Regions from separate parts of the Mus musculus genome. Here region 1 is linked to region 2. Evidence: chromatin loops called from intact Hi-C (ENCODE). Cell type or tissue: heart. All regions are shown on one strand. Each heading gives the region's core, and the rest is flanking DNA. Links, peaks and the distances in the headings are about the cores only.

The links. Hi-C counts contacts between places; a loop is a spot of excess contacts. Peaks named below come from ENCODE experiments on the same cell type or tissue, not always from the same donor. Only the 100,000 strongest peaks of a DNase experiment are listed, where the experiment ranks them.
Region 1: it touches region 2 in a loop (2.3-fold over the local background); 2 of 42 quality-filtered maps call a loop at or near these places.

The regions. Positions count from the first base shown.
Region 1 is chr7:74,619,662-74,636,413 of GRCm38, forward strand. Gm39037 (a long non-coding RNA gene) reads left to right here and starts at 6,589. Exons shown (of 2, transcript XR_001778346.1): 1 at 6,589-6,795; 2 at 7,479-7,853. In heart, for the core only: no CTCF peak of the experiment used is centred there; no DNase peak of the experiment used is centred there.
Region 2 is chr7:74,695,822-74,712,573 of GRCm38, forward strand. It overlaps the pseudogene Gm7726. Among named protein-coding and RNA genes, the nearest start is that of Gm30459, 62 kb to the right of the region's middle. In heart, for the core only: a CTCF peak has its summit at 7,904 (motif pointing left); no DNase peak of the experiment used is centred there.

The DNA.
Region 1 (16,752 bases), core at 3,699-11,698, 76 kb before region 2:
TTACCATGGCTCCCAAAAAAGGCAGTAGGAAAGTAATCTCCTTAGTTGGGTCCAGTATAGTTACATTAGATAAACACTGATTAAATCAACCTTATGTCTCAATCAGAGAAAGCAGGAGCAGAGATGATGGCAGGGTGGTAGAATGTTGGATGAGTCAGTGTTGCCCAATGGTTGTGGAGGTGGATTGCGGTGCTTTGGGGATGAGATATACTTTTTCTTCAGCTACTTTCTAACAACGTGACCTTAAGCAAGATACTTAACCTTTTCCAGTCAGGGATTCTTTATTTGTAAGCAGGAATAAAAATACCTATTATGTTTTTAAGGTGGTTAGTATGTGTGACTGCTCAGGGACCACTAGTCAATGACACAGGCCCTGGGGCATTATGGGAAAAGCCACTGTGGCAGACGAAAGCTTTCAAACACGGGTTGTCTGTCTCTTCCCCACAATATGTGGGCCCAACAGCCTTTCAGATCTCAGAGCTTTTTAATTTTTATAATTGTGTAGACTTTGCTTGTTGAGCATCCTAACCAGAAAATCCAAAATCTAAGTGTTCTAAATCTAAAACTGTTTTAATCAGCACATCTGTAACCCCAAAGTATGAATGTTAGGACACCCTCGATTTTTGGATTAGGAATGCTCCAACCAAAATATATTTTTGATACAATCTCATAAGTCCCTATGATAACACTAATATTTTGCTACCCAAGTGTCACCGAACCTGGTGCCTTATTGAATTTAAAGAAGAAGAGAAAGATGAGGAGGAAGAAGATGAGAGGAGATGGTCAGATGAAAAGACTATCACAGACACATCCTGAAAGGCATATAAGCAGGGAAGCACATAGTTCTAATGCAGCAAGAGCATGGCCACTGCTCACGGGTTCTCCCAGGAGCTACGAGAATGACTGCATAGAACAGTGTGAGAGGAGAGAGAAACCAAGGTGGGGCCAGGTGAGCAGGACAACACAAAGAGACAGCAATGAAAGCCATGAAATACTTGCTCATCAAAAGTCTGTAAGTGCCAGAGGGTTTGAGAAGGGATGTCACAGAATGCAAAAAAGAAAAGGGCTTTAGTTTTGTTGAGTTGTTGACATAGAACCCTACTGATGATTCTCTGGATTAGTTCACTTTTGTTTCTACAGTAAGTACACAAAATAGTTGATTTTATAAAGAAAAGCTTATATCAACTCCAGGTTGTTGTTGTTGTATAGCTGTGGTTGGTTAATATGCTCTTATCCCCTCTTCTCAACAGCCCCCCCCCACAGCCCTTTTATTAATAAGCCTTAATCAGCTCAATGGCTGGGACACTCCTAAACTTCCATGTTGTTAACACCTCCCCTCCGATACTCCTGAGTTATTACTTACTGAAATCTATATTTCATCTTTGCCACCCTAGACTCAGTGTGGGGCGAGGGCTCCAGTTACATGATTGGACACACTCTCTCACCTGCAGCTCTCAATCTTGATCCTTTTCCTTTCCTGGCAATGGCGATTCCTTTCTTCCTCTGTCCCATGGTTCCAGAACCACCATTGTCTCTCTGTCCAACCATTAGCTGCCTGGCATCTTTATTTACCAACCAGAACTAGCTGGGGGCAGGGACCCTTGGCGTCTCATGTGCAGGATTCTCGTGCAATTTCCAAATAGCATAAGATGAGCAATAAACCAAATCCACAACACATTTTTTGTTGTTGCTCTTGTTGTTGTTGTTGTTGTTGTTGTTGTTGTTGTTGTTGTTGTTGTTGTTTTGTGCCTAGTTTAATGGCCCTTTTGCCTCGGACCTATGACATGACTTGACCCAGTATGGACAGAGCACCTAGGGAGATGGTTGCTCACATCATGACCAGAAAGAAAGGCAAGGAAAAGGAAGAGGGCCCAGAGTCTCAGTATCCTCAGGAGAGTCTGTCTTCCACAAAGCTCTACTCCTAAAACATTCCACCAATTCCCAGTGGCACCACAGATTGAAGAGCAATTCTTCAGCCCTTGAACATTTGGAGAATATTCAAGGTCTAAATGGCAGCATGCTTGGTATGATTTTGAATTTATTGTGAGATGTACTGGGAACTGGTAAAAGTGTGGCTAGAGCGGACATTTTAGCAGAGCTGTGCATGCCTGGCCTCGTGGTGCCATGGTAGTTAGAACTAGGAGAAGGGGAAGATGTATCTCTCTGGTCTGAAGGTGAAGTACAAAGAGATAAAGCCTGTCTTTGGCTTTCCTATGCTGGTCAAGGGAGATTCTGTAATTGTTTTGTTTTCTTATGTAATAAAGGGGGATTGTGGTTTGCTCACAGTATCTTAATTGTGGCTCACTGTCCATCTGTGGAGAGTAAAACTTTCCTTCAGGCCTAAAGATATGCCACACGCAAGCCCCCAGAGCCAAAGACTTGGCATGGGCTTAATCTTGTGCCTCAGCTTCTTGATGCCCATCAGCTACGTCATGCCCGATGGATACTCTAGCAAAATTGTAGTGTGCATCTTGCTGTTCCAGAAATTCTCCAGGGGAAGAAGAGGCACAAATAAACACACTTAGAGATCCTTAGCATGTAGATAGTAGAACAGGAAGTCACAGTGGTGTTTATACAGGATATGAATAGATGACAAATCTATGATAACCAAGGAGCTGAACTAAGAGCAGCACATGGGAGTGTCCTGATCTGTAATCTTGGAAGATGGCCCTCAGAGAACTATGTCTTCTGACATTCATGTCCCTTATAGTGGCCTCACCAGGTGTGAGGGGTAGACAAAGTAACTCACTCGTAAAGGAAATATGATATTCAGAGGGGTTGTCACTTCTGAATCTAGGTTTTAAAAACTATGATTGACTTATTATTTTTTTTAATGAGACAAGGATTCACTATGTAGCCCAGGCTACACTGAAACTCACTATGTAGCCTAAGCTACTTCAAATTTGTAATTCTCCTGCCTTGGCTTTTCAAGTGTTGAGATTTTAAGTGTGCACCACCACACCATGTTAAGACTGTAACTTTGAGTGAAATTTTGCTAGTGTATGCAATGGTATCAGCATTTGGAGGCTGATTATGGGATGGACCCCTGGGTATGGCAGTCTCTAGATGGTCCATCCTTTCATCTCAGCTCTGAAAGGACCCTGATATAGCTGTCTCTTGTGAGGCTATTCTTGGGCCTAGCGAACACAGAAGTGGATGCTCACAGTCAGCTATTGGATGGAACACAGGGCCCTCAATGGAGGAGCTAGAGAAAGTACCCAAGGAGCTAAAGAGATCTGCAATCCTATAGGTGGAACAACAATATGAACTAACCAGTACCCTGGAGCTCTTGACTCTAGCTGCATATGTATCAGAAGATGGCCTAGTCGGCCATCATTGGAAACAGAGGCCCATTGGTCTTGCAAACTTTATATGTCCCAGTACAGGGGAACGCCAGGGCCAAGAAGTAGAATTGGGGGTGGGGGTAGTGGGGGGGGGCATGGGGGACTTTTGGGATAGCATTGGAAATGTAAATGAAGAAAATACCTAATTAAAAAAAAAGACTGTGACTTTGAAAGACTGTGACTTCTATCTTTCTAAACCCTTGTCTCTATTTTTGGCCCTCACTCTCTTGCCTTCTTGGTTTGATCAGCATAATGAAATTGGAAGGGCATATGTGGCACGGAGCTGAGTGTGACTCCAGTCAATAGCCAGTGGAGATCTGAGGCTCTCATTCCAAAAGCCCACAAGGAAGCAAATTCTGCCAATAGCCCTGTGAGTGTGGAAAAGACCTTTCTCAGTCATATTTTAAGGCATCCATCATCCTGGAAGACCTGACCCAGATGCTTCACACTCACATTCCTGACCCGTGAAACTTTCAGGTAACTGACAGATGCTGTAACAAGGAGCCAAGGCGGGGAGTGGCTTCTGTGGGGACAGACAACTAACATCAACGGAGTAGTGCTCCAGCACCCAGAGTTAATCTTACTTAGTTCCTCATTTTATTTTGGAGAAAAGTCTGTCTTTAAGAGCACAGGGTATTTTAGAAATTTTCTACCTAAGAAGCAGAGCTCCTTGGAGGATTGATTAGCTCCTGACCTACACAAAGCCCCGAGGTGTAGACTGTCATTACTAATTGCATGTGCTAGGGTTAAAACTTTGTCAAAAGATATGTTAAAAAATTTTAAAGAACAAAAAATAAATAAAAAAGACTACATAATTTTTACATTTTAGTTTTACTATAAAGCATCATGGGTACAAAGATAAGAATGAATAATAATAACAATAACTACGAAAGCCTGGTATTTACCACCCTCCTTTGTGAAACATTGCTTTTTTGAAATTGGCTTCACATATTTTTGCATTTTTAAACTTTTATAGATTTTAATTAAAATATAATTACATCACATTACCCCATCCTCCTTCCAGCTTCCCCCAGGTCTTCTCCTGTCAACTCCTTTCATGCACACCCCTACACTCTCAAATCAATAGCCTCTTCTTCACTGATCATTGTTAATACATATACATGGGCGTGCGTTTTATCTATGCAGAAACCAATACATATAAACTTCTCCATCTTTTTCTGTTATTTGTCCATTCCATACATGGCTAAAGGATGACTATTTTACATTTGATAGCCAATAAAGGGACTAATCATGGGAGAGGATGTTTACAAGTAAAACATTTTAGATAAAGCTAAAGAGCTATTTGAAATAGATCTAAGGTCCCTTCCTATTCTCCTCCACTCCTAATCCCCAAACCATAACCTTGGTGCTGTGGGTACCATTTCCACGTAGACTTTTATATTTTTCCATATATGCATATGTATATATGCAAATACATATGTGCTGGAATGCACTTCAAGAATGAAGTCCTGTGAGAATTCTAAGTGCTTATGAGAAATCTCCAAGACAACAAGACAAGAGCTCTGTGACCTCAGTTCCTTCAAAACCATGGAACTGTTTTTGGATTGTGACTTTCATGCTCCTCCCACATGTAACAGATATGGATGAGTTTACTTCGCATTATACATTCCATCTAGCTATTGATATTTGTTTGACTCTGTGAAAAAACATGTTTCTGCCACGTGTTGTGACTGTACATGTTACTCCTGTGACTCATTTTGACCCTCAGAGTATAAATTGTCTGATGCCTTGACTTAAGCTGGCTATTCAATGAGACTTTAGTCTGCCTCATTCTCCCAGGTCTGACCACCTCTAGAGTGGTAAACACACACCTATATTTGCATATCTATGTATGGTAAAAATGTACATGCTAGCATGTATTAGCAAAACCTATGGTAAATATATGTGTGTGTGTATGTAAACCATGTATAACAGTTTACATGTATTAATTTAAACTTCAGACTAAGGATATAAAATTCTGTAAGACTTTTTTGCGATCTGTTTTTTGTAATTTTTAAAATGTGTTTTTATAATTGTATTGCTTCTACTAGTGTGTGTCGTGTTCATGCCACAGTGTGCACGTGGAGGTGAGAAAACAACTTCTGGGAGTCTGTGCTCTTCTTCTAGCATGTGGATCCATGAAATTGAATGGAGTCAGACTAAGAGGCAAGTGACCTTTCCTGCTAAGTCACCCCACTGGCCCTGATTTCTTTTTACTTTTATTTTTAAATTGTGTCTGTATGTATGTTGCATGTTGTGTCTGTATGTATGTTGTATGTTGCATGTTGTATGTTGTGTCTGTGTGTATGTTGCATGTTGTATGTACTTGTTATCATGGATGTGTGTGCACATGCATGCATATGGGCTTGGAGACCAACCTTCCCGCCTGGACACAGAGCCCTCCAGTGAATCTGAAGTCCATTCATTTGGGAAGAACTGGCTGACGAGCCTTAGGGGTCCTCCTGTCTGTGCCTCAGAACTCTGGGGTTACTACAGATATGAGTCACTGTGCCTGACTTTTTAACATTGGTTCTGGGGTTATGAATTTAGTTTCTTGTGCCTTAAGTGTAGGCACTTAACTAACTGGATCATCTCCTTAGCTCTTCATTTTTATTTTTAAAAAAAAAGTGGTTAAGCACTTGCATTGAGATTTTACATGTTTGAATATATAGTCTATTCTGGTTATTTTTCTGTCAACTGAACATAAACTTGAGTCACCAGGGGAGGGGAAACTGAATTGAGAAATTGCTGTCATCAGATAAGTCTATGTGCATGTCTGTGGGGCACTTGTTAAATCATGATTGTTGTAAGAGGGCCCTGCTCACTGTGGATAGTGCCAATCCAAAGCATCTAAGCCTGAGCTGTATAAGGAAGACAGCTGAGCAAGTCAGAGAGCAAAGCAGGGCATAGGATTCCTCCATGGTTTCTGATTCAGTGACTGACCCCAGGGTCATACTTGAGCTCCCACCCTGGTTTCCCTTGATGACAGACTGTGACGTTGTTTTCTCCTCAGCAGCTTTTATTTACAGTGTTTGTCACAGCAATGGACACAAACTATGTCATAACCCTATTTCATTCATTTCAGCTGCTCTTCACTTTTGATCCTGTGCAACCTTTTAAATAAAACTCTGCCTTCCATTGATATATATATATATATATATATATATATATATATATATATATATTATATATTATATATATATTATATTATATAATGCTTTTGCTTTATTTCTGTCACTCCATACAATATGCAATATGATAATGGAATTCTGCTGCCTGGCTACTCATGTTTACAGTCAAAAAAACATTACTATGGAAATGAAGCACTGCTGAGCAGCAGAAGATACACGCTTCGAGATGATTACACATTGGTTTAGTCCCTTTCAAAGCAGTACTAGCTGAATGTGGCAGTGCATATGCTCAGTCCTTCCAACTCTGGATGTTGAGGCAGGTAAGTCATGGATTTGAGGACAGCCTAGGCTACATAGAGAGAACTTGTCTCAATACAAATAAGCAACAAACAATAATGAGTAAATAGATTAAATAATATAAAGTTATAACAATTTTCAGTTCTACTCCAGGGTCTGAGCATTTCCATCAGCTCATATCTTCCTTTGTATGCCCAGGACTTCTGATACAAGCCATTTCACATATGGCTTGTGCTTACAGGCAAAAGCCATATGGAAATGAAGCATTGCTGAGCAGCAGAGGATGCCTGCTTCCAGATTGTTACATATGGATTTAGTGCCTTTCAAAGCAGTACTGCCTGAGTGTGGTAGTACGTGTGTTCAATCCTTGCAGTTCAGGATGCTGAGTTGACCCTGTGTTCTGGATGTGTCCTGGGAGCTGGGGTCTTTCCCAATGGGCACTCAGGACTGGTGGAAGGAGGTGGGGATGAGGCACATCATACTAAGTGTGTGGAGACTGTCCCCTCACTCTGTACAGTGGATTTCTCCTGATTGCCTCTTAAGGATTCATTATATCATTTTAAGCAACTGCCTCCTTGCTTGCTCATATGGTCCATCCTTAAGTTGTCTGAAGTAACTGGAGACTCACAGTAATAGTTCAGCAAATCTATTACATTATCCCTCAAATTCCATTTACTTATTTTTGTGTTGTGTTTTGTCTATACAGACCCTGATTCTGGAGCTCAGATTTGCTTGGAACTTATTATGAAAACTGGCCTCACACTCACGGCAGTCCTCCTTCTTCAGCCTATGTGCTGGGACTTCAAGATACATTGCCAAGCCCAGACTCTAAATTTGAGAGGATTAGGAAATTTCTGCAGATGAAATAAAAGCTACACACACACACACACACACACACACACACACACACACACACACACCACTTTCTCTGTAATCCTGAAAGGCCCATTGACTACTAAAGCAAGTCTATGGAGCTGTGGCTTTTTCTGGACAAACATATGCTGATCTTTTTTCTGGAGCAAGTGCTGCAGAAGAGCTTACTGAATTGAAATAGGATATAAACTTGATTACTGAACAAAGAGTCCAGTACTCCAGAGATTTGTAGAGATTTTTTTCTACAGCAATGATGTTTATAGATGTATTAATATTTTGTTATTATTGGTAGCATTTTATAGGTAACCTTTTTATTTATTTTTATTCACTTTACATCCTGATCACTACCCACTGCCTCCTTTCCTCCCAGTTCCATCCTCACATCCCCCTCCCCCTGCCACCTCCCCTTCTCCTCTGAGAGGATGTGGACCCCTGGGTACCAACTGACCCTGATACATCAAGAGGCAGCAGGACTAAGTACATCCTCTCCCACTGAGGCCACACAAGGCAACCCAGATAGGAGAAAGAGATCCAAAGACAGGCAACAGAGTCAAAGACAGCCCTGCTCTAAGTGTTAGGGGATCCACATGAAAACCAAGATGCATATTTGCTACAAATGTGTAGGGAGCCTAAGTCTATCCCTTGCATACTCTGGTTGGTGATTCAATCTCTGTGAGCTCTCATGGGCCCAGGTTAGTTGACTCTGTAGGTCTTCTTGTGGTATTCTTGAACAGCGCAGCTCACATAATCCTATTCCCCACTCATCCACAGGATTCCGAAAGCTCCGCCTGATGTTTGGCTGTGGATCTCTGCCTCTGTTTCCATCCGCTACTGGATGAAGCCTCTCAGGAGATAGTTATGCTAGGCTCCTGTCTGCAAGCATAACATAGTGTTAATAATAGTGTCAGGAGTTGGCTCCCTCCCATGGGGTGGGTCTCAAGTTGGACTAGTCATTAGTCATTCTTCCAATCTCTGCTTCATCTTTATCCCCACACATCTTATAGGCTGTCAAGTCAAAGGTTTTGTGGTAGGTTGGTCTCCCCCTCCCTACATTGGAAGTCCTGCCTGACTGCAGGAGTTTGTCACTTCAGGCTCCATATCCCCAGCTGCTAGGAGCCTCAGCTAGGGTCACCTCCACAAACTCTGAGGAGTCTCCCCCTTCCAAGGTCTCCGGCTTGTCTCAGAGATGCCCCCTCTACCAATTTCTGTTTTCTCTCCCAACCCTCCCCCCACCCTACTCTCCCCACACCTGATTGCCCCCCCCCATTCCTGTTTATTCCACTACCCCAATTCCCTCTTTCATCCACTCCCAATGCCTATTTTATTTCTTCTTCTAAGTGAATTCAAGCATCCTTTCTTGGGCCTTCCTTGTTACTTAGCTCCTTTGGGGTCTGTGGATTATAGCCTGGCTATCCAGTACTTTATGGCTAATGTTTACTTACATTTTTAAATATAGAATTCCAGTGACATTACATGGTATTACTTTCTACATGGTAGACCAAAAGTGCTAGGAGAATATAATTCATCGATGCCTTTTCTGTACTGGGTGAGTTAGATATGTACCCCTCTGCAGGGGTCATTTTTCTCATATCTCAAATGAGCTAGTATTTCAATGGATTCTTTTGAGATTTAATCATTTTTTTCTTAGTGTTTGGAAAGTGGTAAATATTTAACCAATGTTGGTTCACTCTGTCCCTTAAAACGCATCTAGTAGACCTATGCAATGAAACTCAAGTTAGGACTTCCCTGAAGTTCCAGTGAGACTACATATAGCATATGTCCCGTGAATCCATCCATAGTGATTCCCTCAAAAGCAATCCAGGGGATACATTTTAGTGATCAGACAAAAGTTCAAGATTATACTTTTCCAACACTAATTTCTATGCTCATGGACTCTCCTAGCTTGCTGCTCATTCCCAGCCCCTGGGCTTCTCTGTAACAAATGTTTATTTCCTCATTCCGCCAGGGCTGTGGCTGTCTTTGGTGGCCTCCAGGAATGCCTGGAACTGACTCGATGGGTCACAGAATGTAGTCTTGGGTTTAGGGGAAGCTCCTGATTTTTCAAATGCCTTTTCCTGACATGCATTGTTTCGGACATCTGTAGAAACAATAGCCATGAGTTATTTATAGATGAGTATGAATGCTGCATCCATGCTGAATCTCTATTTGCACAAGGCTTCACACAGATTTGATAGAAATTTCTTCCCAAGTTACTCTGGCTATTCAACAAAATCCATACTCCAGAAAGTGACACCCCTCACACCTTTCACTTACAAACATTAAGAAAGGGTTTTGAAGAAGAAATAAAATTACCAAACATGTTCTATTCCTGCCTCTATCAACTCTTGCCTATAACAGCTCTTAAAAAGAGAATCACTATCTTAAAGGCAAAGATCTACATAAAAATTCCAACACCAAACAGCCTCACCTTGAGTAAAGGATCAATAGATGTCTGGCTGGAAGGATTCCTCAGAGCTTGGTCACCTCAGACCCTTCGTTTCCCAGTGTCTAGAAAGACAATGAGGTCAGTCAAGGGATAATGATAAGTAATATGTGAGATGGCATGCCGGCAGGTCTCCATGGCCACTGGGCCACAGGAAGGAGAGAAGAAAATGAAGTTCAAGCTTTGTCTTTCATGTTGTAGTATCAAGGGATGATGTTTATTCATATTAAAAATGTTGATGACATATGAAAATTGTCATCCTAAAACAGAGAGCTTTGGGCCAGTCACTGGATCAACAAACACACAAAAAAGGCAAAATCCCACCCAGAGTTTTTCTGACTTTTAGCCAGTTGTTCTCTGAGTTAGCTGGTTACCTGGATAGATAGGTAGGCAGACCAAGGTAGACCAAGAAGTAGCTAAATGGGTGTGTACACAGATAGGCAATAGAGATAGAGGGAGAGGCAGATCTGTGGAAACATGAATTAAATCATTGATTCATTGATTATTTTTCAGAAACTGCTGATGGATTTTCTAAAACTGTAGTGGAGATATGAATCTTTTATCACATTACCAGTGAGTCATTTTAACGGGAAGAGAAATGATTTTCCATCTTACTGACTTTGGTTTGCCTGTGGGTGATCTGCCATTCACACAGCATGTTAGTGATATCAGTAATCAAGCTATCACTATTCATTCAGACTCCATATCTCTCTGGGTGGTCACGGCACCTAAGCACCATTAATTCATTCACTTTCTGATTCCCAGGAGCCAGAGAATGTAGCCTCTACCCCGGAAGCACTAAATGTTTAGTTCGAAGAACAGGGAAACTGTCACAGGGATGGAAATGCAATATTTGACAGAATCAAGATTCTAGATGATTTCGATGAGCAAGACTTGGAACCAAAATTAAATACGGGTGTAAAGATTTGTGAAGTATTTTGTGAAGTAAGCAAAAAAAAATGTGATTGATTTGGCCTAGCAAACACAGAAGTGGTTGCTCACAGTCAGCTATTGGATGGATCACAGGGCCCCCAATAGAAGAGCTAGAGAAAGTACCCAAGGAGCTAAAGGGAAATGCAACCCTATAGGTGGAACAACATTATGAACTAACCAGTACCCCCCAGAGATCTGTCTCTAGCTACATATGTATCAGAAGATGGCCTAGTCAGCATCAGTGTAAAGAGAGGCCCATTGGTCGTGAAAACTTTATATGTCTAAGTACAGTGGAACACCAGGGCCAAGAAGTGGGAGTGTGGGTGGGGGGGGGATTGGGAGAGAGGGCATGGGGGACTTTTGGGATAGCACTGGAAATGTAAATGAAGAAAATACCTAATTAACAAAAAGGAAAAAAGATAAAAAAATAAAAAAATTACACTATTGAGCATAAAAATAACACAGTATACAATAACAAAGATGCAATTAGTATAAAACATATTTTATTTATTTATGCATTGACTAATGTGATTTTTGTATGTGATATATCTTTCCATATACATATATGTGTGTTCCAGTGCCCATGCATACTCATACAGATTCCAGAGGTTAATGTCATGTATCTTTCTCTACCAGTGTCCACCTTATTTTTGTGACAATCTTTCATCAAACCCTACTCACTGATCAGTTAGATAGTGTGAGCACTGACTCCAGGACCTGCCTTTCTCCACATTCCCACACCACGCCCTGTGCTAGGGTTACAGGCACATGCTACCATGTCCAGGTTTGTATGTGAGTGTTGGAGATCTGAGCTCACAGCAAACACATTACCCACAGAGATATATTTTTGCTCCCTTCTAGAAAACATCTCGAGTGGCATTTTCATTTGCTAGGGCTAATATGAGAAAACTTGACAAACTGAGTCATTTGGACAGTAGTTTACTGCATCACGGTTGTGGAGGCAAAGGGCCTGAGGTTAAGACTCCAGTGGAGATGGTTAGTTCTGAATGCTAGGAGTCTCTTCCTTAGCTTCTCATGTAGTGCAGGAATTATCTAATGTTCACTGGCTAGGAGACCTGTTTCCATGGTGTCTGCCCTCACTATCAAGTCATTTCCCAATTTCCTCCCTTTTATGAGAACACTACTCACTTTGGGCTAGAGACCATCCCTAAGGACTTTATCCTAACAAAATGCATTTGCTATGCCCTTGTTTACAAGCGAGCTCCCATTCTGAGCTACTGGGAATTAGGATTTCGGTGTAGGTGGGAGAGTGATGCAATTCAACTTTCAACAGGGACTAGACACATCTTAGGTGACACTTCTCATCCAGTCAACATAGAGGAAGTCTAGCATAAACTCTGTCTATATTTACTTAAATATGGCTTACGAGTTCTTTGAGGAATGGTCTCACAATGGTACACATGGAACATGGGGTGATAGTGCACGATAGTCAAAAAAGGAAACCATGGAGAATATGAGAGAAAAAGTGGAGATGTTTTGACCCCAAAGAAGAGATAGAGGGGCAGGCAGTAGCTAGTGGCTGGGGGCGTGGGGAGGCTGCTTTAGTAACAGGTAACATGTTCTTGCCAGTAGAAGTATTGTTTGAGTAGCAAGAATGGAGGGTGGGGTTTGAGACGGGTAATATGGAGGGGAAGCACCCAGACTTTGAAGCCACATTGCCTGCATAGGAGAGCTCAGAAAGACAAAGTATCTATGTAGGTAGGTCACATGTCTTCTGTTTCTTATCTATAATATAGAGATACGTTACAGTACAAACTTCACTGTGGTGCAATGAGGGTTACATGAAGTAGCCAGGTAAGGATATAAGAAGGTGTCTCACACTTGGCATACTTGCTGTGGCCATTGTTGTCATCGTCGTCGTCGTCGTCCTCCTCCTCCTCATCATCATCATCACTATCATCTGCAGAAAGCAGACACCTGAAAAAAACAAATGGAAGGGAGAAGGGAGAGGTGATAAGAACAAGCCATGATAATTGATGAAAAAAAAGTTGCTCCCCTTTTCAATGTTAATAATCTCTTTTTTCTTAGGTAAAGAAGAACAGGTCTGGAATAAGCAAAGGATACTGGCTTCCCAGCCATTTCTATAAGCATTAACAGAGATAACTTTATAGTGTAGTTTTAATGGAATAGACTTACAATTTTGATACAGATTTTTATAACTCCATGTTCACAAAGCAATGGCCTACTAAAGCTTTATATTTTAATTGTTAAAAACATTAAATTTGTCATTTAAATCATTTTTATATCTGGGTTTCCTAGAACAGTGTGAAAAAGAGCTTATGTATTGTCAGTAGGTATAGAGAAGCCTCAAGAGTAAGATATAGAAGTCACTATAGTCACTGATAGGATATAGTCACTGATAGGATAGTATATTAAGCATAATTAACCAACAATCTCCACTGTGTACTGAATTCTGAGGGGCTCAGGGACATAGGTTTGAAGCGCAGGGGCTCCAAGCAGCTATGTTACTGTATCTCAGGACAGCGGAAGACAGGAAGAGCAAACAAACTTATCTGGAGTTTTGCCATGCATTGGTTACAGATTGACTCAGTGGTGGTAATTCTCCCACACATTAGGGTTTCATACTGATGGATAGCAAGATGTGTCTATTATAGGAGCTGATAAGATGGCAGAAGTTGGGGAGAAGTAGGAAGGAGGAAGGAGAAGTAGAAGGAGGAAGGCAGGCACCTGAATAAAATTCAAGCCCATGCTCACCTGGTTGCTGTAATCAGAGCTGGGCAGTCAGAGCAGCTGAGAGCATTAGAAGAGGTCCAGGCAAAAGAGAACCAAGGTGACTAACAGCTACTGACATGTCTCCAGACACTATACAGGTGCTCGTTAATACAACTTTCACACCAGCCACGTAAGTTGCAAGGCTCAAAGATAGCAACTAACTTGCACAAAACCACACAGTCAAGAAAAATGCAACTTAATATGCATGAAGCCCAAGGTTCAATTTTCATTCCTACAATTAAAGGAAAAGTTCATGGACTAGGTAGGTATGGTTATAGCCCCTGTAATCCTAGCTCCTGGGAAATGGAGGCAGGGGGACCAGGAGTTGAAAGTCATTCTTGATTACATAGCAAGGTTAAAAGCCAAGCTGGGCTACATGACACTCTGTGATCCAGTGTCACTTCTGTTTCTATAATAAAACACTCTGGCAAAGGTTAACTTAGTTCACAATTCCATGTTACAGTCCGTCATTGTGGGTAATCAAGGCACTTAACACAACTTTTCACACCACATCCATAGTGAAGAACAGGAAGAAATTAATGCATTACATTCACTTGCCTGCTTGATTGGTTGTGCCCACTATGAAATATTTCAGGGCCCCCTTCCTAGGGAATGGTGCCACCAACAGTGGACTAGATCTTCCCACATTGATTAAGATACCCTTTCCCCAGTATGCCACAGGCCAACCCAATTGCTAACTGAGACTCTTTTTGGTGAATCTAGGCTGTGTCAAGTTTAGAGTTAAAACAAGTCATCATGCCCAAACAAAACAGAACAAAACATGAAATGTGGAACCCAAGTTTGGATCCAGATCAGATTCTACCTTGTTGTTTTCTTATGGAGACTTTGAAAACCTGCTTCCCACATTATCCTAATCACTGAGCTAGGTTCATTCTGCTCACCATATAGCATTCCTATACTGAAGCATTTTGCAGGGGAAAAAAGAGTTTATGAATGAGGTGACCAAGTATGAAAAGATAGGAGATGCAAATATTAAATTTGCCCCCATGGATAGATAGGCTTGAAGAAATTTATGAGGTAAAGTGGCAAGATGTTCCTGACTTGGCAAAAGGTGATTAGAAGCAGAGTGCTTTATGGTCTGTACTGGCTGTAACCAGACACTATTGTTCTTTATAGCACATATGTTCAGAGGATGGTGGAATTACTGTAAGATGAGAGAGGACTTTTTAAGTCTGCTGTTCTCAAAAGGCAATAACTGTATACTTGTACAGGTTGCAGTGGCAAGTCAGTGTTTTTCAACAAAAGGAGATGCCAAGCCCTTGAAATATATTGGAGGCAACTCAGATGCACACATCTGACAGGCCCGATGTACAGGCACAGCCAAGGCAGTGGGACATTAATACATTTCTCAGCTCATTGGCCTCCCAAGTTGATGATGTTTAAGCAAGTTAAAAGAAAGTGAAGCTAGAGGGTTTATTCAGATTTTTCCATCAGTTTTTGTATTTTGGGAATGCATTTTAATTTCATTATCAATTATCAATTCTTGGAAAATTTAAACTTTTATATCTACACTGGAATCTGGAATAGAATGACCCCATAGAACAGTGCTCCAAAATGGTTCCTAAGGGTATCTCTGCCTCGTCTCTCTTGGTGAGCCTTAGGATGTTTGCAAAGCTGTCAGATGATCTATTTTGAGTTGTCCCTAGGGGTGTAGGTTATAGGATTCAAGGTTCAGCTTTGTATAAGTTTTCATAACCTGCCTGAGGGAGTGAAAGCCATACGTGTCAAAAGACCTGGGTAGATATGGCTGGTTTCCACGAACAGAAAGATCTCACTGGACCATAACTCCTTATGTAGTTAATCACTACATGGTGGCCACATTCTTTTCTCTGGTAGTGGACATGACCTCCCTCCCTCACTCAATCTATCCATCCATCCTTCCTCCCTCCCCTTCCCTATCCAAAAATTCTACCTCTCCATGCCTTCACTCTTTCTGTCATTCCTCATCCATCTTTCTTGTCTCCTTCAAGCTTCTTCATGTCTGTGCTCTCAGACTCCTCCCTAGTTTTCATTTTACAATGATGAGCAAGAGACAAAAACTCTGAACATTTGAAGCAAAATAGGATTTATGGAAAATATATTAGATAAAGAATCAGAAATTAGATAAAACAAAACAAAACTCCACTTAGAAGCAGGGCATCATAGCACATTGTCCCACTAGAAATCTTTGAATGAATAAAGCCCATATGTTTTTCTTCTCTGTCTATGCATCATCTAAGCATGAATGACGTCCCAAGAAAACACAACCCGGTAGTCAACCCAGGCAGCATGTGCCACATGAGTAAAAAGAAACACCCAGGAGAAAGGCTTTTCAGGGATTTCCCAGCTTCCATGGTGAGAACACAGGTCATTGGTCTAAAGGAATGGGGGAATGTTTATGAAAAGATGGGTGCCAAGGGGCCAGAATGTTTTAAAAATAATTATCTTGTTTAAAGACACATTCCACGCCCCCCTATGTTATGTAAGAAGCCTGTAAGATGGTTCCTTAAGCCAGTTCCTTCTGGTCTAGGTCTGTAACAATGATACACATCTTTCCACTAGCAATATATTGTATAGCATAGCAACTAGCAATCTACATTGCATATGTGTTATCTCATTGCATATTTAAATATACACTGTGCTATAGGCTGAATTGTGTTTTCCCTTTGAAAGCTGATGTTATTAAATTTCTAACTCCCAAAGCCACCATGTAACTCTATTTGGAGTTGGTCTTTCAAAGCAGCTATCAGTTTAAAAATGGCTTCTAATCCTTTTTGACTTGTGTTCTCTCATGAAGTAGAAATTAGGACATACATATTATCATGGATGTAAGTAGACTAAAGGACATAAGAGGAGACAGAGAGAGGGGGGATGGCCATCTTGCAAGCCACATATAGAGGATTTAGAGGAAACCAAACCTTCCAATGCCCAATTCTGGGTTTCTAGGCTCAAGAATCTCCAGAAAATTCAAATTCTG
Region 2 (16,752 bases), core at 3,086-11,085:
TTCTGCACTAGCCACCTCTTCTATGTAACTTGTGGGACTTCTTTTATCTTTGTCCCTTCAATGGCCCTGCAGCCTTTAAACATTGTTGGACCACTCATCCAGCCATACCCGAGCCCATGTTTCCCAACTGCAATTCCCATGACTTTAAATAAAGTTTGTTAATGATATTTTAGCTTAATGAATTGGCCAAAGTAAGTTTCATGTGTGGCCAGGCTCAGAGTCAAGGTTCAGCATGCAAAGCTGTCAATACCAAATGAAGTGAGGAGCCAGGGCAAGTGGCAAAATCTAGTGTCTGGCTATTGCTATTTGCTTCTGATTCTCCAATCAGGATAAACAGGCACCCTTATCATAGGGAAGCACAGAGTGCCACAGAGGTCAGGGAAAGGTGTGCCCTACTCAGCATGGGCACAGCAGACTTTCCTAAGAGGAATTAGATGAACTGGTGTTTGGAGATGAGTAGGACTCACCATCTGGACCTTTGTTGGGTCTTAATTAGGATTTTATTGCTGGGAGGAGACACCATGGCCATGGGCATTCTTATAGAAGACAGTTAACTAATGCTGACTTAGGCAGTTCAGAGGTTTAGTCCATAGTCACCATGGCGGAAAACATAACAGCATGCAGGCAGATGTGATGCTAGAGAAGGAGCCTCGAGCTCTGCATATGAATCATCAGGCAGCAGAAAGAGAAACCCTGGGTTTGGATTCAAAGGCAACCTCTAGTAACAGACTTGCTCTAACAAGGCCACACCTTCTAATACAGCTACTCCCTATAAGCCTATGGTGCTCCTTTTTATTGGAACAACCACATTGGGGGACAATTTAAGAATGGCCACTATTTATACGCACTTTTCGAAACCTATTACTGACAGGCTTTTAAGTATTTGAAATGGCAGAAAAGTAACAACAAGCCCTCTTGCCGAAGCCCTCATTCACTCTGTGACTCTCAAGGCTGTGAACAATGTTTAGGATGATTTAGCACCAACATGCACTTCCATAGTTCACTGTGAGCGTCTGTTCCTTTGCCTTGCAGTCGCCACTTGCCAGTCTGAGAGCTCTGTGAAAACAGGAAGAAATAACAGGTCATAAAACCACAATTGGAAATTATGACAATTATGACAATCCTGACCAGTCTTTTACCTCTTGGGACAAGGTATAGAACAGTTGTTCCCACCTGGCTGACCGTCAGTTATATTTTCTCTCCTCTACAAAGTTGGTTCCTTTTGACTTTTATACTTTCTCCCATCTCTTCAGCTGCTCTCCAGACTCGACACAGTCACTCTTGCTAGGATCTGCTCTCACCGATACAGGCTGCAGTATGAGCTGTGACCTCTGATATGACAAGAGCAATCTCATGCACGTAAACCTGTGAATTCTTTTGGAACTTTGTGCCCCTCTTTCACATCCAACTTCCCTTTAGCAGTACAACTTGGATAAGCTATTTAAACACAGTACTTCTGTTATAGTGTAATATTGGAATACCAGCTATGCTCCTATCATTGGGTTTTTCTGGGAAGCTTCCATATTAATACATATAAAGAAACTAGAAAAGGGTCTACTGTATACTTCGAAGGCTCCAAAAATAGTGGAAGCTACCATAGCAACCATCCTAATCACCATCGTTTTTTTCTTCTAGTTTACTCTGTGACTTGACATTACTGGCCAGGAGCAATGAAATAACACAGAGCAAAGCAATGAACAACTGGAACAAAGGTTGAGAAAAATATAGACTGGGTGAACCTGAAATATAGTCAGTCCAGGAAGATAAAGAGCTAATTAACTCCAGAGAATGGGCTGCATACAACACCTACCAAAGCACCAATTGTGTTCTTAAATGGTGCCTTGTCTTAGCACGTTTGCCCTTTGCAAGATGCATTGTATGCGTACACTTTCTTAGAGACCAAATTTTCTGTTCCTATAAAACGTGATGGCAGCAGTCATGGCCCTAACTCAGACAGAAACAATCAGTGTGGACCCTCTTCTTAAATCGGAGCTGTGCGGCCAACAGTGATTAGAAAAAGAGCACAGACACTGTCAGAATAATGAATTTAAGCAAAAGGGAAACCTCAAGATGAGGAAGATTATCGAGGTGCAGAGGCTGAGCTGTGTGAAAAAATGAAAGAGAAAGAAAGAGAGGAAGGGGGAGGGGGAGGGGGAGAGGGAAAGGGACAAGGGACAGGGAGGGGAAGGAGATCTCATTCACTGATAATGGGAGAAATAACTTGCTGATGTCTAATGTGGTGTGGGGAGCAGACAGAAACAATGGATGTTTAGGTGAGAGCTGAACATTTCAAGGTCATTTGTGGGTCTATGACAGAAGGAGACCATGACTCTCTTCAAGCTCAAACAGGAAGAAAAAGAAACCAAGCTACAGATCAGGCAGAGAGATTAATATAGAGAATCAAATGGCAGTGTTAGAGCCAAATGGAGGGTTGAAAATGAACAGTGTGATGGAAAATTATGCTAGGAAGCCACTCCTCAATCCTAAGCTTAGGTGCTTTGGGGATCAAGGTGGATGAAGAAAGAAATGGTGAGGGCTGCAGAGACAGCTCAGCAGTTAAGAGCATCTACTGCTCTTATAGTGGACCCAGGTTCAGTTCCAGGACCCACATCATGTAACTGCGTGATAACTAGAGTTTCAGAGGATCTAATGCTCTCTTCTAGACTCAGGGCACTTACATATATAGGGCAAGTATGCATACATACACACACACACACACACACACACACACACACACACACTCATGCACACACACACACACACACACATATAAATATACATACTCAGGCACACACATATTAATAAAATAAATAAATATATTTTTTAACTTTTTGTTCTTTTTTATTATTTTCTTTTATTACATTTCAAATGTTATCCCCTTTCCTAGTTTCCCCTCCGAATATTTCCTATCCCCTCCCCCGTCCCCCTGCTCACCAACCCACCCACTTTTGCTTCCTGGCCCTGGCATTCCCCTATATTAGGGCATAGAACTTTCACAGGACCAAGGGCCTCCCCTCCCATTGGTGAATGACTAGGCCATCTTCTGCTACTTATGCAGCTGGAGCCCTGAGTCCCACCATGTGATTTCTTTGATTGGTGGTTTAGTCTCAGGGAGTTCTGGGGGTACTGGTTAGTTCATATTGTTGTTTCTCCTTTGGGGCTGCAAACCCCTTCAGCTCCTTGGGTTCTTTCTCTAGCACCTTCACTGGGGACCCTGTGCTCTGTCCAGTGGATAACTGTGTATTTGCCAGGCACTGGCAGAGCCTCTCAGGAGACAGCTACATCAGGCTCCTTTCAGCAAGCTCTTGTTGGCATCTGCAATAGTGTCTGAGTTTGGTGATTGTTTATAGGATGGATCCCCAGGTGGGGCAGTCTCTGGATGGTCATGCCTTCAGTCTCTGCTCCAAACTTTATCTCTGTAACTCCTTACATGGGTATTTTGTTCCCCCTTCTAAGAAGGATCGAAGTATCCACAGTTTGGACTTCCTTCTTCTTGAGTTTCATGTGTTTTGCAAATTGTATCTTGGGTATCCACTTATCAGTGAGTGCATATCATGTGTGTTCTTTTGTGATTGGGTTACCTCACTTAGGATGATATCCTCTAGATCCATCCCATTTGTCTAAGAATTTCATAAATTAATTGGTTTTAATAGCTGCATAGTACTCCATTGTGTAAATGTACCATATTTTCTGTATCCATTCCTCTGTTGAGGGACATCTGGGTTCTTTCCAGCTTCTGGCTATTATAAATAAGACTGCTATGAACATAGTGGAGCATGTGTCCTTCTTAACAGTTGGATCATCTTCTGGGTATATGCCCAGGAGTGATATTGCTGGATCTTCTGGTAGTACTATGTCCAATTTTCTGAGGCACTGCCAAATTGATTTCCAGAGTGGTTGTACCAGGCACATACATATTTATAAAATAAATAAATATATCTTTAAAGAACAAAAAAGTGACTTATTCACTGCCAACTATCTTCACTGCATGTCCTTTTGCTGCTCCATTGCCTGGTCCTATGCTGATTTCAATGGAAGAAGTCACTGTGGTCATCAGTGACAATGACTCTGCCATGTGCAAAGCTGATTTTGCTGAAAAACATGCCTGCAGAGCCATGTTTTCCTTCATTGACTAGTACCCATGACACTAGGGTGTCATGGTAGCCAGTAGACAGAAGGACTCCTATGTCAGATATGAGGACAAGATCAAGAGAAGTATCTTGATCCTGATGTACCCTATTGAATACTGCATTGTCACCAATTGGAAGGGTCTACCATCATACCTTCTACAATGAGCTGCATGTGGCCAGGAGGAAAATCCAGTGCTTCTGACTGGGGTATCACTCCCAATCCTAAGACAGAAGATGACACAGATAATGTTTGAAATCTTCAACACCCGAACCATGGGTGTAGCCATTAAGATGGTGCTGTCTGGGCACACCATTGGCATTGTCATGGCTCCCGGTGGCTGGTCACACATAAAACGACTATCTATGAGGACTACTCCCTTCTTCATGTCATTTGTGTGTGTGTGTGTGTGGACTTGACTAGCTGATACCTATCAGACTACCTCATAAAGAGTTTGACTAGTGAGGGCCATTGCTTCAACTCATGGCTGAATAGGAGATTGTGTATGACATTAATGACAGGTTGTGTCATCCCTGGATTTTGAGCAAGAAATGGCCACTACTTCATCATGCTGCTCCTTGAAGAAGAACTACCAATCACCTGATGTGCAGGAGATTGGTATCATCAATGAGAGATTTGGTGTCCAGAAGTGGTCTTCCAGCATTTTTTCCTGGGCATGCAGTCCTGTGTCTTCCATGAGACCACCTTCAACTTTATCCCCTTGTAGCTTGTCATTGCTGACAAGATTCAGAAGTTCAATACACTGTCTTCCAGGACAGTGAAGGTCAAGATCATTAATCCCCTGAGCATAATCTCTCAGAGCATAGGTACTAAGACTGGATTAATGGCTCCATATTGGCCTCACTGTCCACCATTTTACAGATGTGGATCAGGAAGCAGGAGTACGAAGTGTTGGGTCCCTCCATTGTTCACTGCAAATGGAACAAAGAGGAACAGATCTAGGCCTCTGCTGTGTGAGCTGATTCTGAAGTATCAATTTGTCCTGGCTCAAGCACACACCTCATTCTAGCCTCACAAAAATGAAATAAGCCTTTGAGAAGAACTTTGTCCTTGAAGCTTGTGCCTGATATCAGCACTGGATTGCCGAACGTGTTGCTGATTTTTGATCATGTATTAAAGCTAACTGTTCCCTGGTGACATGTTCTGATTTAGTCCTTAGTCCATGTGGCTCAACCACTTGGTGGCTGTGTAGAACACACTATGGAAGAGAAATCTCAGCCTGATGGCTTCATGTGAGTGACACAAAACGTTCTGTCCAAATTATTAACTTACAGTCTACCAACCCAGAATTTCTGGAGGCTGTGAGATTCCTGAACCAGTTGCCTCATCCATCATGCTATTTAACAGGGTGAGAAAGTCCAAGCCTTAGGATCGAGTTTCATTCTGCTGGTTTTTCTCTTTTCCATGGTGGCTTTTGATTTGCCTGAGCTGGGAATATTTGCATTTACACCTATGAATTTATTCATCTTTTTAATGTATGTAAGGCTTTTTTTTGTACACAATTCTTTACGACATGACATATTTTGGTTTTCTATTGTTTGTTGAGAACATTAGGCCCCAGTAACAAACACATCATTGTGTAAAGAAAAATGAGTGCTACCATCACTTGAAAAAAAAAAAAACATAAAAAAGAAATGGTAGATGGGAGTGAGAAGGATTTCTGAAGAAAACAAGCAAAATCACTCTCATGACTCCATTCAACGGTATGACTGAGAGCCTGAAATGGCCCATATGTTGAGCATTGTGGCCTTTGAAACAGCAGGGTCACCAACCCTCGTCACCATGATCATGGTCCTCAGAGACTGGCCATGTCTCTCGGTGGGGAGAAGAGCGTGTTTACTTTGCCATTGGTTTTACAGATAATGTTTTATCTACCCTCACAACAACCTCATGGGTGGAGTGCAGATATTATTATTTTAATTTCACACACGAAGAAGTGCAAGCTCAAGGCAATGGAGTGATGGTCCATTGGGCACAGAGGATGCATGCACACTAGGACCAGAGATCCCACCTTCCTACCGACTTCTGACTCTGGCAATCCACGCCACCACCCCTAATGGCTTAGTTTTTATCACATTGATTAAGCCCAAGACATTTCCTGTTATATTTATAAATCTATGTTTGTATTTTTTTTTTTTTACTTCCAGAATATAATTCTCCTAAGAAGCCTGGGGCACTTATACATTTAAAATTCTGATCCATTCAACTCTCCTCAGGAGACACAGAATGGTACAGAAATCCCAAGTGGTGGGTGCTTAATGGAAAACCAAGAAATACAACAATTTACATGTCCATATATATATAAAGAGCTCTGACCTCCTGGTAGGAAAGGAAATGTGAATTAGGAGTGAAATGAGGTTAGAAACAATAATGAAGCCAGAACAGAATGAGAGTCCTGGGGCAAAATTGGAATATTTGTATTCAGAGGTGTTTTCTTCAGAGAATCCGAAGGCCAATGATGTGAACAAGAGACCTGACCACACAGGATCAGAGGGACACCAGTGTAGACATTACCTGGAAAGTCCTTCCTCACAACTCAGCCAGCCTTCTCTCTTCCAATAATTGCATTTTTTCATACTAAGGGGTCACAATTAATTGTTGAGTTTGTCACAGGCTCATACATACTGAGGTTATAAGCTTTGCTTTCGCAAATATTTGCTTTTGTTTGCACAGGTTTAGTCTGTACCTTGTAACAGAACAAGAAATAACCTCAACATTCATATAAAATGTCTTCGTTTCCTAAAAATGCTTGTTTATGATTGATTGTATTTGCATACTGTTCAGCCTGGAACTGGTTGCTGCCTTCTTTTCTGTTCTGCTCTGTGGAGCATCCGTCTCTGCAGGGCAAACACTGGGTCTCTGAATTCTTCTGCCTTGTCATTCTGCTTGTGTGGAGGGGTCCCCAGTGCAACTTTGCAAGTTCAAGACCTGTAAGGGTTACAAAGTGAATTTGAGACCAGCCTGTGAAACTTAGAAAAATCCCTTAAAAAAAAATGAATGTTTTAAAACGGCCTGAGGTGGGGTAGGGTAAATAATGGCGACACTATGGCTAAGTGTGAATATGTGACATTATTCTAAGTGTGGTTGCAGGGAACCTGGTGCCCCTTTCTGACCTCCATGGGTACACATGAAATTAAATATATCTTTTAAACACACACACACACACACACACTTTCACACACTGGTAGGAGCACAGCCGTGAGAGGGCATGTGGTGGGCATGCATGAGACTCTAGCATCAACTCCTTCGATCATCAGAAATCCACCCACCCTACCAAGAAGCAGAGGAGCTCTGGACATGTTGTCCTTTTCATTAAGAGTCACAGAGACTTCCCACCACCTCGAAGTAAGCTCTGAGTCTCTTCTTTCGGGAGAGAAGCTGCTTTGGTTTCTGACCTGATCTTTATCCTCAATTGTAGTTTCTAACTTTGAAATTTACTCACATTCTTCATAAGCAAGGCTTGTTTCTACCTCTGGGTGTTTGCAGGTGTCTAGTTCTCTAACTGAACCCACCTTGCCTCTTTTCTGCTTTCTTAGGCCTCTGAACTTCTGCATCCCCTTCAAAAGAGATGCCCAGCTTTTTGTCCCTTATTTCTCAGTGTCGTGTTTACCACATAAAATGCACATTTTGGGGATGAGAGATGGCTGAGCGGTTTAGAGCACTGATCCCTCTTTCAGAGGTCCTGGGTTCAGTTCTGAACAACCACACGGTGGTTCACAACCATCTGTAATGGGATCTGATGCCCTCTGCTGGCATGCAGATGTACATGCAGCTAGAAGAGTCATACATAAAAACATAAATCTTAAAAAAAAAAAAAAAACAATTTGTTATTTCCTTACCACTTATTTCCTCCAGAGAACCTCTGTTTAAGATAACATGCTGCGAACATCATTTATGAGTTTCTGGCAACCACATTAAACACTGTAAAAGCTCCAAGTGATTAACCTTAACTATCATATTGGCCCTCATCTATCCAAAGTATATTTTTGTTGTTTTCAATATGGAATGACTGCATAGATGATCAGGATATCTTCTATTCTTTTCATAATTATTCTTAGAAGCATTGTATATATTTCAAAACGCATATATCACATGACAAATATGGCACTAAAAGCTTGTACTTCATAATTTCATGAGATTTGTAATCTTTAAAGTTCAGAAAGGAGATCCAAGCCAGGAGATGGATCATCAGGTAAAAGCTCTTGGTTTGCAAGCCTAAGAACCCGAGTTCAGTGCTCAAGTTGTGCTCTGATACGACATTTATAGTTACTCAGTGGCTCACAATACTGATCTCTGTCTCTGTCTCTGCCTCTGTCTCTCTGTCTCTCTGTCTCTCTCTCTCTCTCACACACACACACAAACACACAAGCCATTAATGAATACATAATTTTAAAGGAAGCCTCTACCTCTATTTATCCAAGCCAATGTGAAAGTTTTCCAAGAACTAGATTATAATAATTTTTAATTGAAATTAAATAGCCATAAATGTTCTTCTACTGAACTAACCACATTTCAGGGGTGTCACGGTTCCAGACAGCCAGGGCCAGGATTAAGCTTTGAGCATCCAGGGTCTAGGTAGTAAGGTCCTTGAGAAGGTGGTTCCTCTAGCTACACTCATGTCCTCCCATTGGGTTCTATGCCGACGGAGCAGCCTGGAGATCCAGCTCGTCTTCTATCTCCATGCCTTGGGCAGGAAGCACAGAGCTGATGTTCACTTGGCAGGCAGGTATTCAGTGTCGTAGTGTGGAGTGGTGATTGAACCCACTGTGGGTTCTCTGCTGTCAGGTTTTAATGGAGACATTTGGGACACAAGTAAATGACTAGATTTTCTTTCTGAATGACAGGAGACTGTGCATCATGAATCATAAATAAATAAATAAATAAATAAATAAATAAATAAATAAATAATAAATATCCATCAACTGACTTATTTCCAGAAAGTTTGCCTAATTTTTTATGTGATTCTAGATTCTGTCCAGATACCAAAATAGCAATGTTAGTCAGAGAGAGAGAGAGAGAGAGAGAGAGAGAGAGAGAGAGAGAGAGACTTTAGTCACACTGGTTCCAAAGGGAAAGGCGTTCCAGAAATGTGACATGGTTTTAACAGTTTCTTTGGGGGAAATGTAAGAGCTCTGAACTAAGGTAGCATGTGCACAAAACAAGAGCTTGGACAACAAATTGCTCTGGGCCTTGGTTAGGGATTGTGTTTGAAGAGGCAGAGGCAAGTGGGAAAAGCATGCTTGCACCACTTTCCCTTCATATCGAGGGACATTCCCCCTGGGATAGCACCATGCTGCTACACTAGAAGGGCAGAGAAAGGAGGAGGGATGGGAAGGGGGCACAGAGCCCCAGGAAAATAGAGAGCAGTGTGAGACTACACAGCAAGAAAGTATGCAACAAGGTATGTATACATAAATAACTGCGTCTGTCTAGTGCATGTGAGAGGTGCACAAATTTGGAGAAACTACCATGACCGAAAGTACTGGCACTTAGTTAGCCTAAATCTAATTCAGGGAGCACCTGGGCTCTTGAGGGAGACATGGGGAGCAGACTTGCTTGTTAGATATCTCCTGACTCTACCCAACCTTAGCTCCAGCTGCTCTGTCTGGCCTGAGATAGAATCTTTGAAACTTTAGGAAGGTCTGGAAATCCCTCTGCAAGCCATTTTCCATATTCAACCTGCAATAAATGGTTTATTCCAAAAGAATGGCCAAAAGGGATCAAAAGCTTTTGGGATCCTGCCTCACACTCACCAACACTTATTATTCCTCTCCATCTCAAAATGAGAATGAGTGTTTCTGTTCTTATCCTCAGGAGATGCACTTAATCCTTGGAGGGGAAGACCATCTCTTCTTGCATTTACCAACTCATCAGAACCTGATGGGAATGAAAATGATAGAGGTCTGTGAAACAAAACACACCTGGCATCTTCTCGTCTTCCCCACAACCCACTGCTTTATGTTAATAGAGTTGAACTAAAGAGGGCCAGGTAGGAGGTGGGCAAAATCATTGCTATATAAATAATAATAATAATAATAATAATAATAATAATACTATTAATAGAAAATTTCTTCAACTAAAGAGAAAAGGACAGGAGAAGACAAGAAAGAAGGAATACAGGAAATACTAAGTTCACTTTCCTTGTGGTGGGTACTGTAGTGCTCTGCCCAAGTCAGAGACATTCAACCTTTAGCTGTGTGTTTCCTGTTCATTATTCACACTGAATGTGTTCCCTGAACTGCCTTCACATTAGAAAAACTGCCTCACCCAAAAGCATACCTATTCCTGGGAGAGCTTTCATGTAATAACCCTAGCTAATGCAGGTATTCAGTGGCTAGCCCCATCCCTTCAATGCACAAAAACCCTGGAGGTCCACCCAGCTCTAGAGTTCCATAGGGACTGGCTGAGCCCTTGTTGACTCTGTACTGCAACTCACTCTGTGTACCTGCTATACTCTCCACAGCTCCCCTCCCCCATTGATTCTGAGGCCAAACATCTTTGGTTCAACTGAGCAAGGGGAAAGTAATTGGCCTGAGAAGAATCCATGACCCAAGACAAATAGCTGTCATTACTGTTTCACTGCAGAAAGATACCTGTAGAACCCTACCAGACTGAAGAGACAGAATAGTTAAATCTTATGAATGAAGCATTCTTAAAGTATAAAACTTGGCATGTGAGACCTACTTTGGAGGAGGGTTAGGCACATACATATACTTGATCTTATATAACTTAGAAAATGTGTGTAGTGTGATTCCAGTAATACTTTGATACATATTTATGGCACACGTAAGTACTTAATATTTGAACGGAACCTGAAAGTGCTTCTTCTTCCACATATGACCTTGACCATCAGTGATCCTTGCAATGACCACTTACTTTCAAAGACAGTATTTTCATTGACATTATTTTCACTGATCTATACTTTGCATAAGAGAAGTTCCATATTTTTCCTGGAGAATGTACATTCCAGATGAGACTAATGGAAGCATTCTGTGTGTTCTGTGTGGCAACAACTGTGATGAATCCCTCTAAATGTGCGGGCACTGTGCAAGCAGAGCTTACAATAGGGAATTACAGCGAGTGTGGAACACAGGGAAGGCTTATACTGGGAAACAACATTGCAGCTCAGAGCTCAGAGCTAGAGAGTGCATAGCATCAGCCTAGAGCAAGAAGAGGCTGAAGCCCTCTAATCATGTGTGCACTCTGGGGACCAAGGCATGATGTCAAGGGCATGAAGAATACAGAGGAACTCTGGGATGTACTGCTGTCTGCTGATTGTAGAGACCTGGAAAAGGATTTGGACTTTATTCCAGGGATAGAAGCGAGTCATTGGAAAGTTGTAAAAGAGAGTGACAGGATCAGATAGAGATTTTTAAAGTATTGTACTGCTTCAAGCACTGGACCAGGCTAAAAAGAAGCCAGGGACACCAATTCACAGGCATCTGGCTTAAGGGAAAGATGATGGTCACTTGGGAGAGGGTGAATCTCAGAGATGTTGTGAAGAGGACCCATGAATATTGGGAGCCCAGCTGATCTGACTGAAGATGCACAGGGCTAGGTCCCATCTGGGACTATATTCTCTCAAGGGATTGTGAATGCTCAACTCAGCAATACTTAGCTGTTTCTAGTGTCAGAAAACTTATGAAAGTTGAGAAAATGAAATTATGCACCATGTCATTGAAGATCATAACATTTGCCACCAAAAATATAACAATTTTCCCAGAGAAAGCATTATACACAGGTTCTAAAAGTTGTCACTGTAACTATGGTGAGAGAAACCCCAAGAATAAGACAATTCTGATTTGATTGCTTGATATTCATGGGACTCTGAAATCCAGTCTCAAATCACATAATCCATTCATAAATTCAACAGGTGATTATTTTTAATCTTACTGTTGACAATTTAATACGACACACACATAGAACATATTCTGGTCATATTATCCCCCTATCGTCCTTTTATTAACTCCTTACTCCTTCTGCATCCCTCCTTCTTCCCTGTTCCCCTCCCACTTCCATATAATTTTTAAAGACCAGCTGAGCTTAGTCATGGTGGTTTGCAGGAGTATAGTTATCCAACTTACCAATGGACTGATCATTGAGGAAAAGGCTCCCGTTTTCCCAGCAACCAATAGCTCCTCAGATAGGGTTGGGCCTTGGGACACCCCTCCTCCATCAGTGCTAGAATTAAACAGATATTTATTGAATGCCTTATTTCATCTAAACGATGATGCCAGCATGTAGGATATATGAATGACGCTTCCAAAAGGGCATAGCTAATAAGAACTAAACTGATCCCGTCCAGGGAAAGAGCAACAACAACAACAAAAGATGGCTGAGACTCCTTCATCCATCATTAAATTAAAGGCAGGATAAGGTGTTACCCATAGAGAAACTGAAAGGCATGGAAACCCCAACCTCAGCCTCTTCTGGCGAAACTGCTCATACTAACTCATATCTAGAGATCCTCCAATCTCCTTCCACTTCTCCCAGCTCTGTGTTTCCCAGTTAAGTTTCTCTTGTTCTTGTGACATACCAGGGCCACCCCTTGCAGGAAATCTGCCTCACTGCCTCGCTGAAAGGCGAACTGACTTTCAGGCTAATGAAGTTTCTGGAGAAAGACTTCATGATCAATGATGTCACACATGCTCCCAGGAGAGAGATGAAGTCTGGCTTCTCACCAGCCTAATCCCAGACCAGCTTCGACTGAATCTGGTTTAGAAGCAATGTTTTAAACTTTAGATTTTCCTATGCTTCTATGTACAAGAATGCCCTTGGAAAAGGGATGTTGACTGAAGCATGGAAAAACCCTGTCAGGACATTGCTGATGCAGCAGGCAAGAGTCCTGGGGGCACCTAGCAAAGGCCCAGGAATGCTGCCACCTCTGCTGGCAAAGTACAGGGTGGGGTGGCCTGGTGCAACCCATTCTTCTTGGCCCTGGGGACCATCTGTGTGTGTAGGATTTCGGTGAGGCCTCTGCTGTTGTTTTTACTCTAAGTGTCCAGAAACAAGGAGACTGGAGGCATCACCGAGTTTTCGTTCCTCAGCAGTGTTTTGGAACTGACTTTTCCTCATTTGCACCAGATGCTCAAGCACACAGCCTGGTTGTCAGGACTTCCTGTTAAATTAACCTCTCGTGTGTGGAGACCGGTTGCTGCAAAGCAAAGATTGGGAGAAAAACCAAACGGAACCAATATATAGGCCAGGACTTAGCTCCCACTGCAGGCCCATCTGCCTCCAGGACTGAATCTTATCTGATCATTTCCATGGCAACAGCTGTGGGATTAGAATAGGATGAAGGTTTAGGAAGAGTTGCTGGAATTCAGTCCTAGACAAGTGAGGATTATTTAACTACACTCTCATGTTACCATGGAAACGCAAATTTACAAATCAGGCAGGATTTTTGTAGCCCTATAGCACAGAATTATATTCTTAAGGCTGCTTCAAATCCCCCAGCCCTGTTTTTCATCCCTTGGGAGGGGGCATAATTATTCCACTGGACACAGCTTAATTATTCCACAAATAATTTTTATTTTCATTTTAAAGGCATAAAAAGTACACAAAGTTTAAGATCAAAGGACTAATTCTTAAAATGCTGTTCTAAATTTTTTAAAGTCAAATATGGTTAAGCTCAGGGAGAAAGAAATTTAAATCTATACTAAGGAATATATACAGAGTCAGCTAAGCCTCATATATGAACCAGAACCAAAATTATCCTCATTAAAATGGTGTTTATTTCTCTTAACTACAATTGACCCTAAATTTTCAAGTTGCTTATTAGAAATTTTAGCATCAGAAGTGAATAAAGCTTCATCTTTGATCAGAGTTTTAGGTTTACAAACCATGAAACAAGAGAAGGAGAAGAAGAAGAAGAAGAAGAAGAAGAAGAAGAAGAAGAAGAAGAAGAAGAAGAAGAAGAAGAAGAAGAAGAAGAAGAAGAAGAAGAAGAAGAAGAAGAAGAAAAAGAAAAAGAAGAAGAAGAAGAAGAGCCAAAGGAGTGGTGATACCTGTCTCAAAGTCAAACCACACCCCTCTTACATCAGAGCATCTTCAAGGAAGCCAAAGATGCTGACAATCGCATTTTGTTCTTAGTGGTTCCCTATCAATTCTCAAACACCCAATTACTATTTTCCACTCTCCAGCCCTTCCTGTGGCACAAATACTTTGAGTCTCCCACGTGGCTGACACCACCTTCTGTCACCATTATCCGCACCAGCTGCTTAAGTCAGTATGGTGACAGGAGCTGTCAGAAGTGGAGTGACTTCCCTCAAGGTTAAGCAGGAATACAAAAGGATAGCTGGACCCTCAGTCAGAGCCGCAAAGTTAGAACGAGAGTTTATGTGGCTCTATTTTGGACAGGGCTGTAATAGGCTATTTGCATATCAATGGTATCTGTGTCGTGAGTCTGGGAAAGCTGCAGAACAATCATCTTTGTATTAAGAGCATGCATCCACATGTCTTAGGCACGTTGCTTAAACTTGAGCCTGTGGTGTAAGAGAGGGTACAATTAGGGTACAATCTGACCTAGCCCCAAAGAGGCTCTCAAATATACAATAGTTCTCATACCCTCAGAGGATACAATCTCACATTATTCTGTAGGGCTATTTCATTACATTTATTAACATCCAAAATGAGTCATATGACTTTTCATGCCTGATTTCTTAGTAACTACTACATGGAGCTGTTTATTTTTATATGAAATGAAACCATACATGTGGGGAGAGAGCCTAAATATAAATATGATTATAGCAGAAATATCAACAGATGCTACACTATTCAGTAGGCTTGATTGGTGCATACGTGCATATATGAAAATAGCTTCCAAATGCAGCACTCCCTAAGACAAGTATGGTATAGGACAATGTGTAGCCCCAAGTATACAGAAGCACAGAAAATAGGCTGTGTGTGTACCACTGCGATCTGAAGAGATCCCTATGAAACCATGGACAACAGATACATCTAGGGGGTGGGACAGCAGATCCTCAAGGGCAAGGAAGCATTTATTTGCAATTTGACGAAACATACACATTTTTATTTCTAAGTGTACACGTTTATTTTTATGTTGAATTTGAAACTGGACTTTATGTAGTTCAAGTTGACCCCAAATTAGCTATGTAGTTGAGACTGACCTGGAACTCCTGATGCTCCTGCCTTAGCTCGCAACTGATGGAATTACAGCATGGACTACTGTGCCTAGTTTTATGCAGGGCATAAGATTCAACCTAGAACTTTGTGCGTGTCAAACAAACACTCTACCACTTGAGCTATATGCCCAGTCCTACACGTACTCATTAGTAGTCAACATTACATTATTAGAAAATAATGGGATGGGAAGGATTGAACTGGTGCAGTAGCCTCACCAAAAGGTGGGAATGGTAAGAAGATAAAAGGCAGAATGTGAAAAGAAACAGAAAACCACTTTAATTAGCAGATGCCAAACGATCTTCATGGGATCTTACAAAAACCGTGAACAGCTTTGTTGGCGTATAATTTACATACTACAAAATTTCAGACAATTTTAAAGTGTAGAACTGCATTGGTTTTTAAACATGTTTATAAAACTGTGCAATTATGACCACAATCTAACTTTGGAATATTTCCATCCCATGGGAGGGAACTCTACCCATTAGCGGTCATTCCTCATTGCTCACTCCTGTCACTCAGGCCTTGGCAGCTGCCTATTTGCTTCCTGTGTTTATAGATTTGCCTTTTCAGGACACTTCTTGTAATTGGAAGTTAATCACATGTGGTCCTTTAAGGCTAGTTTCTTTCACTCGGCATACCATTTTGAAGATTGACCCATCTTGTATTCTGCATTAATGTTTCATTTTTATTACTGTAAAATAGTCAATCATCAAGCCATGTCCTCTCTTCTGTATCTATTCACCAACTGATGAGCTAATGCTATGAGCATGAATTCGAAATTCTCAGCTGATTGCATATTTTCCTCTTGGGTAAGTACATAGGCTTGGATAGATAAAAGGGTAGGTGCTAAGTCATTTAAGAAGGTGCCACCATACATTCTAAAGTGAGCATATTGATATTAGCTGTTTACAGCTCTGTGTGAGTTCTGGCTCTTTTCATGGACTTTCTAGTATTTCCCATGCCTATTCAAATCCTTTTCCCATTTTTAAGATGGGCTGAGGGTTTGGTTCAGTGGGTAATGCGCTTGGTGTGCAAGCTGTGTGGACCTGAGTTCAGATCTCCAGAACTCACCTGAGGCAGAAGTGGCAGTGTGCATCTGATGCTAGTATTCCTACATGGATAGGAGGCAGAGACAGGAGAATCCCTGAAACACCAGGTTGGTTATCCTGGTATATACAGTGGTGAACAATAGAAGATACTATCTTGAACAAAGTGGAAGAAATGGGCTGGCACCCAAGGTAAACTGACCTCCACATCTGGGTTCCCACATTCACAAACTAATATGTATTCATACACATCACAAAACCCCCTCACCCCCTCACCTCTATACCCCCGAATAAGCAAGATATAAAGGAATCTGTATATATAAAAACTAAGTCTCATCAAATATATATGATTGCAAATTTTCTCATTCAAAGGATTGGGTTTTTTCCTTCTTACTGACTGTCACTATTTGAA